Linked DNA regions of Homo sapiens: region 2 is linked to region 1. A link is a loop called in an ENCODE intact Hi-C map of the cell type or tissue named here. Cell type or tissue: heart left ventricle. All regions are shown on one strand. Links, peaks and the distances in the headings refer to the core of each region. The heading gives the core; the rest is flanking DNA.

Region 1 (7,980 bases), core at 1,304-5,303:
GAAGAACTAATGGTGAGAGAAAAGAATTGAGGGCACATTAATACCAGTCATCTGCACATGAAATATCAGTTGTTGACTGGGCGCGGTGGCTCACACCTGTAATCCCAGCACTTTGGGAGGCCAAGGTGGGTGGATCACCTGAGGTGGGGAGTTCCAGACCAGCCTGACCAACACGGAGAAACCCCATCTCTACTAAAATTACAAAATTAGCCGGGCGCGGTGGTGGTGCATGCCTGTAATCCCAGCTACTCAGGAGGCTGAGGCAGGAGAATCGTTTGAACCCAGGAGGCGGAGGTTGCAGTGAGCCAAGATCACGCCACTGCACTCCAGCCTGGGCAACGAGAGCAAAACCCTGTCTCAAAAAAAAGAAAAGAAAAGAAAAGAAATATCAGGTGTCTTTTCTGGGTGCATTTCTCTGCCGAATCATCATGAATCAGCAGCACTCATGGTGCAAAGGGCACTGAACACAGAGTGCCCGACAACACCATTGGTGGCTGTGGCTTTCAAGGTCCTGCCCTGCTAGTGGCTATTTGACCTTAGCCAAGTCACGGGTCTTGTTGAGGTTCCATTTCTTCATCTGTGAAATGGGCAAAGATTCCCTCCAACTCAAAAATTTTATGATCTGTGGTGTGATTTATGTGACTAAAATTCTCTGCCTGGGAATAACTATACTAGTGACAGAACTGAGCTTTTCTGTGGTGAAGGATGGGTGATGGGTTGCCTTCACCTATTTCCAGTGAACACTGGCTGTCCTCCTTGTTAACTCCCAGATGGCAACTTCCGATTAATTGGCCTTGCCTCCTTGTCTATAAAGTGTTCTCTGGTGTGTTTCATCCTCCACTCTCCCCAGTGTTCTATGCAGTATTTAAATCTTTCAGAAGTTATCTTCTTTAAGAAAAACTTATTGGAAAAAAAAACAGATGGAAGAAGAAGTCATAGATTAAGAGGCTTACAAGATATCTCAACCAATCACCATGTGTTAACCTTATTTGTATCCTGATTCAAACAAGCTGATTGTAAATATAAAAAACAGTGACATGTAAGAGACGATTGGAAGTTTGAACACTTGGTAGATGTTGGATCTTAATTTATTGGTCATTATTTTAGGTGTCATAATGGTATGATAGCTATGTTTTTAAAAGAATCCTTATCTTTTAGGGGCACATACCGAAATATTTGCAGATGAGGATGATGTGATTCTGGTGGGCAGCCAATGAGTGGGGATACAGAGGAAGCAAGTTTGACCCTGAATTGATAATCACTGGAGCAGAATGACGGGGACACAGAGGTTAGTGATACTACTGGGTCTGTTTTTGTGTAAGTCTGATAGGTTCCATCAAAAGAAGTGTAAAATAACCAAAAGGCTTAACGGGGACTCATCCTTGCCAGCACATTTGCCGAGGAGTGGGCAAGTGCTGCCTGTCGCAGTTGTATAATCGCTGGGGGTAAATGTGGAAGTTCGTCAATCAGCAAGGCCGTAGTGGGGGCTGACTGGCAGCAAGCCCAGCGCTGCGTGGCTGTCATCTTGCCTCGAGGCCCATTTGCCCTCTATAAATAACAGTCTATATGAATGCTTTACTATTTTAACACACATGGGCCACAGCTGCTGAGCACGTTTGTTTACGTAGCTATGAAACCTTCTGTAAACACCACTATCTCAAAATCGCCCATGTGTCAGGAACATAAACGGCCCCCTTTAAAAATATATCTGCAGATGAGACACAGCCAACTCCTAGATGTCTGAGTGGCTGGTGTCAGAATTTTCCAGGGTTTGATTCATTTTCAAAAATAGAACCACATGACTGGAAGGTTCTTGAAAGGTCGCCTGGCATGTCCCTCCTGACTTCAGGCGGGACCAGGCCAAAGCCATTCACAAAGGACTCGGGGCTGTTCTGCGTGGGCATGGGTCTGTCTTTTGTGCAGTCCCTTCAAGGCCATGAAAGGGGGGCTCGCTTCCAGCCTTCAAGGAGCCCACTTTCGTTTTCTAAAAATGGAACCTGACCCTGCAATGCGGCTGGCATTGGAAGGCAGTGCATCCACAGAGCACCACTCGCCTGCACCGGGCCTGAGCTCCCAGCAGACGGAAGGACCCAGGTGGCCTCCTGTGGGACAACTCCGGTCTCCGGAAAACACCACGCTGGGATCATCCTGTGCCCAGGATGCCTGCTTCCTAACAGGGAAGAGGGCACCGCGTGAAGGTGGCCATGTGGGCCTTCCCTCCTCCCTGGAAGAGGCCTGCTCGTGGAGACCACTGAGCACAGCAGGTTAAGGTCAACTGCGACATTGTTGAAAGAAGTGATGAGCGCAGGGGAAGCTGTTTTGTGTCAGCTTGCTATTATCACGGCTCCTGATTTCCAGTCCAGCACTACAATGAATAATTAGATCCCTGTGAATTTGTTTTCCTCGAGTGTGCATTTGGTCCACATTTTTTTTTCCTGTGGTTTTGAGAGATTGAAGCATTTTTCTCCCCTAAGGGCCTGTTTAATGCCCATAAATCCTAATTGAGCTTTTCATTCACAAAGAAACAGTATCCTGCTGAAGCGTAAGAGAGCAGCTGTGCTGGGGGTACTGAGTTGTATGATTCCCCTGAGGAAAAGACCAAGACACTTCCAGTTTCCAGACACCTCCAGAACTTTCTAGAACCCCCCCCCCAAGTCTAGAAATTAGAAGACTATTTTTTAAAAGAAAATGAGTAGCAGTTGCCTTTTCCCAGGGATGGGGTGAGCGTTTGGATTGATTTTGCTGGTAATTACTCAGATTTCTCTATGAAAGCTGTAGAAAGGCCATAGGGTGCTCAGAGGCAAGTATCACTGTTAATTACCAAGAAAACCATATTCCTCCCTTTGGAAAGGCTCACTCATTACCAGCTGTCATCAGAAAGCCAGGGCCTGCCCCAGGGAGAATTCTGACTCAGGGACATCACAAAGATAATTTGCTTATTCCAGATTCATTTATTTTACAGAGATTGGGCTCTGGTTTGAGGGAACACAAAGCTTAACTCCCACAATTTAAAGCTCAGACTAGCATCAGTAACCAGAGGGTACGTCTCCAGTGGTTTTTGCTTCTTGAGCTTGGAGACACTGCCCTCTCTCATGTCCTCTTGGGGGAATTTATGGTGAAAAGGGAAAAGAAAAACTGCATCCTGAGTGGTCAGTTCATAGTGTCAGAGGCTGTAGCTCTGTGGCCGCTAGGGGGATCCAGAGTCCCTGTGCTCAGCTGAGGTTGGGGAAGTTTCTGGTCTGTAGGAAAGTGACAGCTCCCTGTTTGAATTATTTCTCTTTCCTCCCTCCTCCCCAGCCTCCCCTCCTCCTCTCTCCCTCCTCCCTTTCTCTTCCCTCCCTCCTCCCCTTCTCCTCCTCTCCTTCCTCCCTTTCTCTTCCCTCCCTCCTCCTCCCTCCCTCCTCCCCTTCTCCTCCTCTTCTTCCTCCCTTTCTCTTCCCTCCCTCCTCCCCTCCTCCTCTCTCCCTCCTCTTCCCTCCCTCCTCCCCTTCTCCTCCTCTCCTTCCTCCCTTTCTCTTCCCTCCTTCCTCCCCTTCTCCTCCTCTCCTTCCTCCCTTTCTCTTCCCTCCTTCCTCCCCTTCTCCTCCTCTCCTTCCTCCCCTTCCTCCTCCCCTGCCTTCCCTTCTACTTCTCCCTTCTATCTCCCTTCCTCCTCCCCACCCAACTATTGCCACACAAATGCACCCCCAAATCAGGCTCAAGGTACAGATAGTCCTGTTAACACCTGGAGCACTTATGTCTTATTTTGCAACAGTGACTTTTGTTATTCTTTAAAGCTACTTTCCGATTAGGTTCCTGTGCCTTTTGTTCTATGGAAAGGAGACCGCTCCTACCATTGAGCTCCATGCAAAGCCCTTTACTCACGTTTTCACTGTTTGCTGCATTTAAAAACCCTATAGCAAAAGTTTCACACCACCACCGTAAAAGAAATTTGTGAGAGGTTGTGACCTTGCCTGTTGGGTACAGGGAGGTAGAAACATGGGACCCATGGCTTTTCCCTAAAAGGGATCACAGGATTAAGTTACTTGTCACAGGTTGATGAAGAACATGGGGCCAGCCTGCTGGTCATGCAATTTCAGACAATATAAACCACCTGAATCTCAAGCTGAAGACTTAAAAGCGTAAAAGGGCTGATGGTATCAGGAAAAAGGACCCCAAAGACACTATTACTACCTCAAAGAACAATAAAGACCTTAATGAATTAGGGTTCTGGTTTATACTTTCCCCGTGAGGCACTATGGTTATCTTGAGTCCTAGCTGATGGCTCTGTTTTGGGGGATGTTACATACAAACATGGGCAGAACCTGCTTTGCTGTTGGGATGTGTAACGTGCAAATTTCAGACATGAGCGAAGACGTCAGTAAAAACAGACCATTTTCTCTATTTCCTGAACAGATCATCTTCCCTAAAACATCCCAATGATTAGCCATTAACAGCAGGAGGGCCGGCGGGATTAAGATGAATGGATCTTCAACTTTTTTCTTTTCTGCTAGAGTTATTTACTGTGTCTGCAGCTTTATACTTACTGGGAGCTCAGCAGGTTGAATGTGGAGAGATACTAGGCACTCACTTCATACAAAAGAAAAACCAATGCTATAGGCCTTATAAATGACTCTCAAAGAATGGGTGAAATTGCATTTTTATTAAAGCAGTTTGTCAGGCTTCCTTTGAAAGGCTTAACTTCCTCCTTCTAACTTGGTAACAAATAACCTCAAGTATTTAAATTAGCAATGTTTTAAGGCCATTTAAAACATGCTTTAGAGACAGATCAGAGTTTAATTTAGGTAAATATTTGGAGACTTAAAATATATTACATGGTGATTTTTCATTGTTCATTAATTTATTTTCCAAAGGGCTTTAAAAAACTAAATGGTTAGGCTTCTTGGTGGATATACTTCAGGTGAGACATGTAGGCATACTATGTCATGAAGCAAGGGGATGTTGTCAATATTGAGTGAGGTTCAGTATTCTAGATCTTGTAATAGATAAGAACATCAGGTCCAGTTTAAAATGAGCATCTATCCCACAGCCATCCCAGGATAGAACACATCTTACCTGTGGCTTCCACCATTCCTTCTAGGATGACCACAATTTCCAGTTCCTCTTTGGGCAGCTGGGCTTTGGAGATCTCCCAGAAAGGACTCTGTTGGTTAATTTCATGGCTAATGATCAGCGGTGACACCAGAAACAGACGGTCATCCCCCGTGTAATACCCTACGTTGATATCCGTCTGGTTCAACGGGATGAACTCCCCCTCCGAGGTCTGTTTGGATTTGATCAACTTGGCTCTGATGGAAGCCTCCACAATGTGGGAATTCCTAAGGTCCCCTACCCGGAACATCAGGCACAGTTTCCCATCCCGCATGGAGATCACTGCATGGGTGGAAAAGACCAGGGTCTCTGCCCTCTTCTTGGGTTGAGAGATTTTTACAAACATGCATCCCACCATGAATGCATTGACAATGGACCCCAACACAGATTGGATTAAGAGAAGAATAATTCCCTCTGGGCATTTATCTGTGATGACCCGGTAGCCATAACCAATGGTGGTTTCTGTCTCTATTGAGAATAAAAAAGCAGAGACGAACCCGTTGAGGTTGGTAACACAAGGAGTCCAGGAGGGGTCCTCTATGTGGTCCATGTCTCCCCGTATGTATGCGATCAACCACCAGATCATTCCAAAAAAGAGCCAGGTCACTGTGTAAACCATGACAAAAATCAATAGGTTGAATCTCCACTTCAGGTCCACTAATGTGGTGAAGATATCGGTCAGGTAGCGATAGGTCTCCCTCACGTTGCCGTGATGAACATTGCACTTTCCGTCTTTCCTCACGTACCTCTGGATTTTCCTTTTGGTCCGATCTCGGCTGATGTGTCTTGGCAGGTCATCCCTGGCCTGCTTAGGCAACTTTGGCTGGTGAATGGCCACTGGGCTTTCGACGTCCTGATCCATGGAGTCGCCCTCCAGGACGTTAGCTGGTGGTTTGGAGAAAAGAAAAGAAACACTGAATGAAAGGCTGGCTCTTTGAGGACAATGGAACGGCACACTTTGTATGGGCTGGTGAAACCAAATACCATTTGTGTAGCTATAAACAAAGTAGACAAAGCCATTTTTATTCCACACCATCTGGATAGGCCTCTAGTTGACTTGGACTTCTGTGCTCTTCGATCTAGTTTGTGTAAGTACTTCACCATCCTGCCCACCAGGACGGAGCTTATTGCTGCAAAATTGTGTCCCTGCCAGCAGGTTCTACTGAGTCAGCTCTCACAGAGGGATGCCTCCCAACTCTGAGATGCTGTGGCATGGGAGAGGCAGTAAGCTCTGATGAAGGAGTCCTCTTTAGATTCAGACAGGCTTAGCTCTACTACTTAGCAACTCTTAGTGGGCTCTTGGCCATGATATCTGTTATGGACTGTATTGTGTCCTCACCAAATCCATATGGGGCTTGAGCCCCAACCCCTAAGGTGACAGTATTGGGAGATAAGGCCTTTAAGGAGATAGTTAAAGGTTATATGAGGCCATAGGGTTGGGGCTCCAATCTAATAGGACTGGTATCCTTATGCGAAGAGGGAGAGACACCAGGGGTGCACACAAACAGAGGAAAAGCCATATGAGACACAGGGAGAAGGTGGCCATCTGCAAACCAAGGAGAGAGGGCTCCCAGAAACTAACCCTGCCAACACCTTGATCTTGAACTCCAGCCTCCAGAACGATGAGAAAATAAATGTCCATTGTTTAAGCCACCCATTCTGTGATATTTTATTATGGCAGCCTGAACTGACTTACAACACACTATCCAAATTCGTGAGCCTCAGTTTCCTCATTTACAAAATTGATCATGATACCCAACTCACAGTGTTGTTATAAGGTTAAACAAAACCATGTATGTGATCTGTGCCTGCATGTAACAGACTTGCAATCAATATTTTTTTGTAATAAATTGTTCCCTTGTCACTTTCCTTATGTTTAGGGCAAGAGTCTTGAACAAGCTCTTTGAACTATTGGCCAAATTTCAGGGTTTAAAAAACATTTCTGGTTTTTGTCGGTAAGTATGCATGCATTGTACTTTAATGGTTGATTCAATGCCAAGGTAAGTAAAAAAGGGTGGGGAAATGTTCTCTCTGTCTGTGTGCTTACATATTTGATTTGGTTTCTGCCTCCTCAACATTCAACATCTGTAATTTTAGCTTGTGGTTATTTTTTTTCTTTTAAAAAAGTTTAAATTTTTTTTTTTTTTTTTAGAGATAGGGTCTCGCTCTGCCACCCAGGCTAGAGTATAGTGGCACCATCATAGCTCTCTGCAGCCTTGATCTCCTGGGTTCAAGTGATCCTCCCACCTCAGCCTCCTGAGTAGGCACAGGAGGCTCAGGCTTATGTCACTATGCCTGGCCAATTATTTTATTTTCATGGAGACGGGGGTCTCACTATGTTGCTCAGACTGGTCTTGAACTCCTGGTCTCAAGCCATCCTCACACCTTGGCCTCCCAAAATGCTGGGATTACAAGCATGAGGCACCATGTCTAGTTATGTTGTTTCTTATGGCTTTCATGATTAATGCACTGGTTCACTCATTAGTTAATAATGCATTAGGAAAGCTCTCCTAAAACTTGAGTGCAGGGGAATTTTGGAACCGATTTCTGCTGTTTAAAAGCATATAATCCACTTATGAAATTATTTATTTGGCCAATAATACTAAAGTCTTCTACAAGTTTGGTAAGAAATTTCTTCCTCCAGACTTAAATTCTGTGTCGTTTGACTCTGCCATGTGTTTCCTTTATGGACACTCTGTTTTTAATCTTGGTTAAAGGACAAATGTCATCTCTCCACAAACCATCATTTATCTGAATAAGAACATAGCCGGAGATGGGATTTGAGTGCCCCCAACCTAACTTATGAGTTAACCTTGCTCATGGATGATCAGTTGCCTTAAAAATCAATCTCCTGGATCTGTTTTTGTGTTTCAGCCTCAGGAAGAGACA
Region 2 (7,980 bases), core at 1,324-5,323, 410 kb after region 1:
CACCCAGAAATAACATTCAACCTGTTAGGAGTATCCCATGGCTCAGTCAAGTTGACACACAAAACTAACCATCACAGATACACATCAAAGTTAAATAATATTAACACAGACTTTGGCAAGCTGTATTTTAAAACACAGTAGGTTAGTGAGTCTGGTTTAAGAGCACTAGATGAAACCACATATAAGGATGTTTTTGACATTCTGTGTCTGACCCTTCAGACTCCCTGCCCTCCTCCCCACCATGTTCTGAACCCCAGAACACTGACCTCTACGAACAGCCCCACATGGGCTCTGTTACCCTCTGGCTTCCCATTGGCCCATGGAGGCACAGAGGAAGTTGGGGCAGGAGGACAGAATGGTTGAGGTACGGATGCTCGAGCTCTCAAGGCCACAAGTCGGCAGGGGCTACATTCCTGTGTGAAGCTCACTACCCCTCAGTCGTCTCCTCTAGCTCTCTGTGGGGTCCGGTGACCTCTCTCCTTACAGTCCCATTAGCCCTAGGGGAGGTAATGGCTCTCCAGGGAGTGCTGCCCATGGGTGTCTCAGTATCACTTGTTGGTTCCCATAGCCCCACCCACACCTGTGTAAATAGGCCTTCATTAACCTTAGCTCAGTTGCCTGGTTTGAGTGTACCATCTGTTTCCTGCCAGCACTCTGACTGATAACAGCATTTTTGATATAGGTCTCCATCACATGTATGTACCTTTGTGTCCTCTGTATTCCTCATTGATCAGGGTTATAAATTTTCTCTTCCTGTGACACTAAATTGCCCTTAATAAAGCTTATTGACCCTAAAAGTCAAAGGGGGCAAAATCAGAGCTAGTCTCAATTCCTTAAAGTGGACATTATACAGAAGGTTAGGAAATATTAAATACAAGTATTCACATATGTGTTCCCCCCGTCAAGCTAATAAACATATGTATGTGCTTTTTGAAAACCAGTGTAACCGCAGGTTGTCTCTTGTTCCTAGTAGGTGCTGATTAGAGCAATGAGTTCCAACTTGGCAGTTTTTGGAAACTGAACATGAGCTGTTAATGTCTCTGCATCAACTCGGGTTTCCTTTTGCTTTTGTTTAAATTGAAGTTTTTCACTTAATATAAGATTTAGAGATTTCTGTCTCAGAGCTCGCCAAGATTTGCTACTTTTGTCTACCCTTGTTTTTAATCTTAAAAATTTGGATTTACTTAATAATTCCAAGTATGAACATTAATGTTGCTTTTATCTTCCATTTTACTGCACAGGAGGAGGGGAACAGATACCAAACTACTGATTATTTTACTTCCATTGTTAATACACATGAGAATATAAGTCTTCTTGTGTACCTGGAACTTACAAAAATTGGTTTCAGCTACTCAGGAGGCTGAGGCAGGAGAATGGCGTGAACTCAGGAGGCGGAGCTTGCAGTGAGCCAAGATCGCACCACTACACTCCAGCCTGGGAGACAGAGCGAGACTCCGTCTCAAAAAAAAAAGGAAAAAAAATTGGTTTTTAAAAAATTACATAACATATGTAATTTTTAAAACATATGTTTTAAACATATGTAATTTTCAAAAAAAAATTGGTTTTTAAAAAATTACATAACATACTTATGTTAAAATATACATAACATAAAGTGTATCATTTTAACCATTTTTTAAGTGTACAGCCTAATGGCATTAAGTACATTTGCATTGTTGTGCAGCTATCCCTACCATCCACCTCCAGAACCTTTTTTTATCCTCCAAAATTGGAACTGTGTACCCATTACACAATAATGCCCCGTTCTCTTTTCCTGTAAGCCCCTGGCACCCACCATTCTGCTTTGCCTCTAGGAATTTGACTACTCTAGGTACTTCACATAGGTAGAATCATGCGGTATTTGTCCTTTTGTGACTGGCTTATTCCACTTACCATAATGTCTTCAAGGTTCATCCATGTTGTATTAATAGCATGTCTTGGAATTCCTTTCCGAAATTTCTAAGGCTGAATAATATTCCATTGTATGAACAGACCACATATTGTTTTTCTGTTCATCTGTTGATGCAAACTTGGGTTGCTTCTACCTTTTGGCTGTTGTGAATAATACTGCTGTGAATATAGGTGTACAAGTATTTATTCAATCTTTGCTTGCAGTTCTTTGAGCTATATATGCAAAAAATGGGATCCTGGATTATACAGCAATTCTATGTTTAATTCTGTGGAACCACCATATTCTTTTCTGTGGTGGCTGCACCATTTTATATTCCCAATAGCAGTGCGCAGAAGTTTTTCCACATCCTTGATAGCACTTGTTATTTTCTGTTTTTTGTTTTGTTCTGATTTATCTTTTGACATGGAACATTCTTATACATGGTTACACATCCATTATGGTGGTCTTCATCAAGTTAGAGGCTGCAAAGCATCCATATCATTCATTCTTCTAGGGTTAAAGGCATTTGTAAAATATCAAATTCAATAACACTGCTAAATGTCTTAAACTTTGTGTGTGGGAGGGCGTAACTACTGGATTTTATAAGTGCTTATTACACTTGAAGATGACAGATTTCTTTTCTATTGAACATTTTAAAGAACAATTTAGTTCATCCCAACTGATATTTTCTGAAGGCCGCTATGTACCAGGTTCTGTTACAGGTGAATGGACCCATCAGTGAACAAAACCTTAAAAAAATTACAAATCATTTGGAAATCCACTATTACAGTGGCTTCTTCAGGGATGATACTGTTTTCCAATATGCTACCTAGGAAATGTGCTTCTTTCCAAACTCACTGTTATGTCTCAAGCGATTAGTTCATGGCTCAGAAGAAACATAAGTGAGAGGTGCTCCTTCTACAGCCCTTACTTTGTGCTTGTTTCTGGCACTCACCACTTTCGACCTTGTCATTCGTGTGCTTGTTTTATTTTCTTACAAGACTTTGAGTTTCTTGACAGGATTTCATCTGTATTTGATTTTCTACAATTATCTGCAGCATTTTGCATATAAGCATTAAAAAGATTTATTTCATTTGCTGAATAATAATGAACATGGCTGTTTTGTATTCTTTTTATGAGATGGTCAGTCACATGCAGCCACGGAGGAGACACAGGGGAGGCTCAGGAAGACAGAGTATTATACTCACAGGTCCTACAAAGAGGAGGCACGCCATGCCACGCAGGACCACACGGGAAAAAACACCAGAGTGGTCAGGAGGCAGGAGGCAGGAGCTCAGGAAATCATTCAACCTTTACTGAGGTTTCGCGGGAAAGGCAGGTGAGCAGCTTAGGATGGGCTAGTTTGAATCATCCTGGTGGGCTCTAAGCTCTAGGGATGGCCCTAGTTGTCTAGTACCCAGCTCTGGAATGGTTAAGGCAGAAATTTTAAAAAATGAAAATTTAAAAAATATATATGTGTACAATATCATACACACATATATACAAAATAATACACATATATATTGTGTTTGTGTGTACACACACACACACACACACACACACGTGACAACTTCATGCTAGGGAGAATGGTGATTCTAGACATCCTGAACTCCAGAATGATGGTGAAATAGGTAATGCAAGTCACCTCCCCACCTGCTCCTGACTCGGTCGGCTCCCTCGGTGGGTGAGAGGGTTGTTGGTCTGCCCTTTGGCGCCCTCTAGGTGAGAACACTGCATAGGCCATTCTGGTCTCATTGCTGCAGTTTGTACTTTTCATAGGAAAAAATTAGCAAGCTGACCTCTGTTTTGGAATGCCTCAGAAGCTAGAATAGAAGCCCACTCACTCTCCTACAGCACCCCTTTATCCCCACACACCTGTCTTTGCTAGGTAATAAGCAGATGCGGCTTGCAGACACAAAGCGTGAATACGATTAGTAAATTCACCTTGTGAAATGCAGCTCCACCTTCCTCTAATTTGGCCTTAGGGGTTGTTTTGCTATTTTTATGAGTCTGTATGTAATTAGCCACAATTAAAATCTGAAGTCTCTAAGTATTTTCACAGTCCAATTTCATCTGAGGCAATGAAAAATAAATAACTCACAGTGACTTTATTACTTCTGTTTCTCAGATTTGGGGAAGCAGAATAGTGAAGTGGGTCTCTTCACACATCCACAGGACAGGTAGGATTCGCAGGGGCTTGAAAGTCCCATAACTCAAGTGCATTTCACCTGTACTGTCAACACTGTCTATGGGCAAGACTTAAGGCAGCAACGTCCAGCAATTCTTTGTGTGCGAGGATCTCATTTCATCCTTCTTCCAGGGAGGAGAGGGGTGAGAAAAAATGACTCCCAAACCTCTTGTTACCATCCTGTCTCCACTTCTGAGCTCTGTCATTGTTTATGTCATTTGTATTCCAGATTCCAAAAGGATATGAAAGATCTGCCTGAGATCTAGTAGCATATTTCCAGCTGGCTCTTGGGAATCAAGAATATATACAAAGCATTGTTGACAACAAATGTTTATTTACTCTGAAGATGGTTTCCCCTTCTGTGTGAGTCAGGGTTCTGCAGAGAAACAGAACCAATGGGATATACATAGTGCTGTGGTTTGAATGTGTCCCCTCCAAATTTCATGTTGAAACTTAATCCGTATTGAGGTGATATTAAAAAGTGGAGCCTTTTGGGAAGTGATTAAGCCATGATGGCTCCACCATCATGAATAGATGAGTGCCTTATAAAAGGGCTGGAAAGAAATGGATTAGGCCCTTTTGCCCTTCAGCCTTCTGTCACATAAGGATACCATCAAAAAACACCACTGATGGAGCATTCCCTCACTAGATATGGAACCAGCCAGCCTTGATCTTGGACTTTCCGGACTCCAGACCTGTGGGAAATAAACATTCTGGTCTTTATAAACTACCTCGTCTTAGGTGTTTTGTTAGAGCAGCACAAACAGACAGGACAGAAATACATGTAGGAGGAGACTGGCTTATTTGATTACAGAGAGCAAGGAGTCCCACCATCTGCTATCTGCAAGCTGGAGAACCAGGAAAGCTGAGGGTTCAATTTAGTCTGAGTCTGAAGGCTTGGCAACCAAGGGAGCTGCTGGTCTAAGTCCCGGAGTCCAAAGGCCCAGAACCAGTAGCTCTGATGTCTGGGGGCCGAGGAAGATGAATGGACCAGTTCAAAAAGAGAGAGACAGAGAAGTCCTCCTCCCTCCACTTTTTTGGTCTATTCAGACCCTCAATCAATTAGATGATGCCTGTCCACACTGGTGATGGTGGATCTTCTGATTCAAATGTGAATCTCTTTAACCATCATAGCTTCTAAGTTCCCACCTTTCTTCCATCCTTGCCCCATCCCTTCTTCTCTAACCTCACCTTGTCCTCCCTTACCTCTATCCTTTCCTCTCTCTCCTGCATACATTTTGTGGAAAGCCTATGTATTAAGGGTAGACACAAGGCAAAATTGTTTCTCTGTTCATGGAACTTAGATACTACTGCACCAGCTACTGGAGAAAGTATTATGCACTTGCCAAGTAATACACAGGATTTTTGTCACTTATAAACACAACAAAGCTCAAAATCTACCATCATCATATTCTCCTTCTTGTCACTCAAAGTCACATCAAGAGGATGAATTGATTTTGTCCTCAGGACACCTTGTCATGTCTCCCAACTTTCCTATATAACTGATGGTTGTTACTCCAGACTTTTATTAGATTATCTTCAGTGTTGTGGGTTGAAATGCATCTTCCAAAAGATATGTTCAAGTCCTAACCCTGGGAATGGGACCTTATTTGGAAATAGGGTCTTTGTAGATATCATCAAGTAATGAGGTCTTACTGGAGTAGGGTGAGCCCTAATGCAATGACTGGTATATTTATAAGAAGAGGAAGATTTAGACACAGACACACAGGGGGAGAAGGCCATGTGATGATTGAAGCAGAGTTGGAGTGTCTACAAGTCAAGCAATGCCAGCAATCACCAGAAGCTAGGCGGGAGGCACCCAACAGACTCTCCCTCACACCCCCCAGAAGGAACCAACCCTGCAAATGCTTTCATATAGAAGGCCTCTCCAGAACTGTGAAGGACTTTCTCCTGTTTCAAGCCACCCAGTTAGTGGTGATTTGTTAAGGCAGCCCTAGGAAACTGGTACACCCAGTCAGTGCAATAACTTTCAAATAGTTCTGCTTGCCTCCAACACTCACACTCCATGTGTTCCCATCCTTGATTACTGTGGCATTCTGCACATGGCACTCAAAGCTGGGTCAATGTGAGCCAAGAGAACTCAGGAAAGGAGAGACATAAGAGAGAAGAAGACCCTGGAGAGAGAGGTTTTGAGACTGGAAAGTAATCATATAAGCCATTGGATACTTGCAGAAATCTTGGGGTGGTCGCTGAACTTCCCCCAGAGCATGGGATGGGGGAATTCAAAGGACAGAGAGGCTTCTGTTGCCTTCTGCATGATGTATAAGAAATCTCATTGAATCCTCTCTGCCACTGCATGGGCTGGAACTACTACCTGCACATACAGTTAGGAAGCTGAGGCTCTGTGGGGTTATCTCTTGCTTAAGAATGACCGACTGGACTGACAAAGTTCAGCCATAGAATTAGAGCCCAAGATATCCTGCTCTATAATGAGTATTCTTCCTTACCACCCTTATATCTCTAAATCAACAAACTGGGTTATTTGTTTCTCTTGGCCCTGACTTGCTATTTACCTATCTGGATTTCCTTCTCTTTCCCTCTGCACCTGGTCAAAAGCTGCTCATCCTTCAAAGTCCAGTTTAAATTTAATTGTCTCTATATAAATGTTCCTGAGCACCTTAGCCTGAAGAGACATGAATCAGTCCCACTGAACAAGACTAACTGACATGCATATAATTTAATTTGCACAATTGAACACCTGCTGTGTTGTTTCTTCAATTATGGGCTTGGTCTCTTTGCATCTTTTGTTCTGAGTTATTTTTTTCACACTGTTGTAAGCTCCTTGGGCAGAGTCCATAATTTATACATCTTTGTATACCTAGTGGGTCTCAGAACAGTTCCTTGCACACACAAAAAATGAGGCAAAATGAAGTCAGATGTCTTGGTTCTCAATACAGTCATCTGTTCTGGAGTTGTTAAGTGTAGGATATCGAATGCTTTTCTTAAACTTCCTGGTCTCTGTCTCCTCTTCTTTGACAGTAGGGGTTTGAACCAGCGAATGTCAGTTTCCTTCAGCTCTGTTGGACTGGGGCACTGCTCCTTTAGCTTAGGGACACATGCCGGGAAGAGGGAATGTGGGACTCCTCTGGCCCAATTTCCAGGCACCTGGGGCCCCAGCAAGCTTACCTTGTCAGATTCATCAGATGGTTGGACTGTAGGCATGACCTTGGTGTTCCTTGCAGGAAACAAAGGCCAGGTGTGATGCTGGCAGTGTGTCTGTGTGTCTCAGGAGTCTCTCTGATGTTCCGTCTGAACTACATGTCGGGAGATGCCAGATCTCAATCCGACAGATCAAGCCACATGTGCCCAGAAAGGCTTTTGGCGACATCACATTCACTTAGGAGCTGTGGTCCATAGGGGGCTGGGGTATGATATTCTGAATGGTGACGGAAATAAGTGTTCTTATTCTTGTTTACAGTGCCTTTTTGGGAAAATGGGTGAAATAAGGTTCTGTGTGAGTGTGCATGTGCGTGTGTGTGTGTTGAAGTAGGGCTGGAATGGAAACATGGGGGGAAGGATATTTGAAGCTCTGTAGTACCGTTCCTTATTGAAGTAACACCCCTCGCCTAAGTATAAACTTGTGGATGGCTTCCCCAGTGCAAGTTTATAAGTTTGTAAACCCCAGGCTCTGCAGATTAGATGTATGGGCAACTGAATTTTTTTACACAAGCAGAGAAATTTTAAGAAATTTAAAGCATAATCATGTACACCCAAATGCTGGTGGTTTGTGCTGGCTTAAGAAGCAAGAATATTCCTTTGGTTGGTGTAGCATTTCTCTTTACTGAACAGCATTAAAATAGCAACAACCGACTATACACTTCAGAGAGAACCATCTAGACATGGAGAGAAAAGAATCAATCTTGTTTGTAGGTAGCAATGTCTG

What was found. Peaks named below come from ENCODE experiments on the same cell type or tissue, not always from the same donor. Only the 100,000 strongest peaks of a DNase experiment are listed, where the experiment ranks them.
Region 2: it touches region 1 in a loop (11-fold over the local background); 67 of 110 quality-filtered maps call a loop at or near these places.

What each region holds. Positions count from the first base shown.
Region 1 is chr21:37,709,156-37,717,135 of GRCh38, forward strand. KCNJ6 (potassium inwardly rectifying channel subfamily J member 6) reads right to left here. Exons shown (of 4, transcript NM_002240.5): 3 at 5,056-5,976. It overlaps KCNJ6-AS1 (KCNJ6 antisense RNA 1), which reads left to right. Exons shown (of 8, transcript NR_183540.1): 3 at 1,159-1,288; 4 at 5,081-7,046; 5 at 7,966-7,980. Among named protein-coding and RNA genes, the nearest start is that of KCNJ6-AS1, 190 kb to the left of the region's middle. RefSeq lists a silencer at 3,178-3,227. In heart left ventricle, for the core only: a CTCF peak has its summit at 3,174 (motif pointing right); DNase peaks (open chromatin) are centred at 2,154 and 3,186; H3K27ac peaks cover 1,234 bases.
Region 2 is chr21:38,123,266-38,131,245 of GRCh38, forward strand. The region is part of intron 2 of DSCR8 (Down syndrome critical region 8); the gene reads left to right. Among named protein-coding and RNA genes, the nearest start is that of DSCR8, 5.8 kb to the left of the region's middle. In heart left ventricle, for the core only: a CTCF peak has its summit at 3,616; a DNase peak (open chromatin) is centred at 3,586.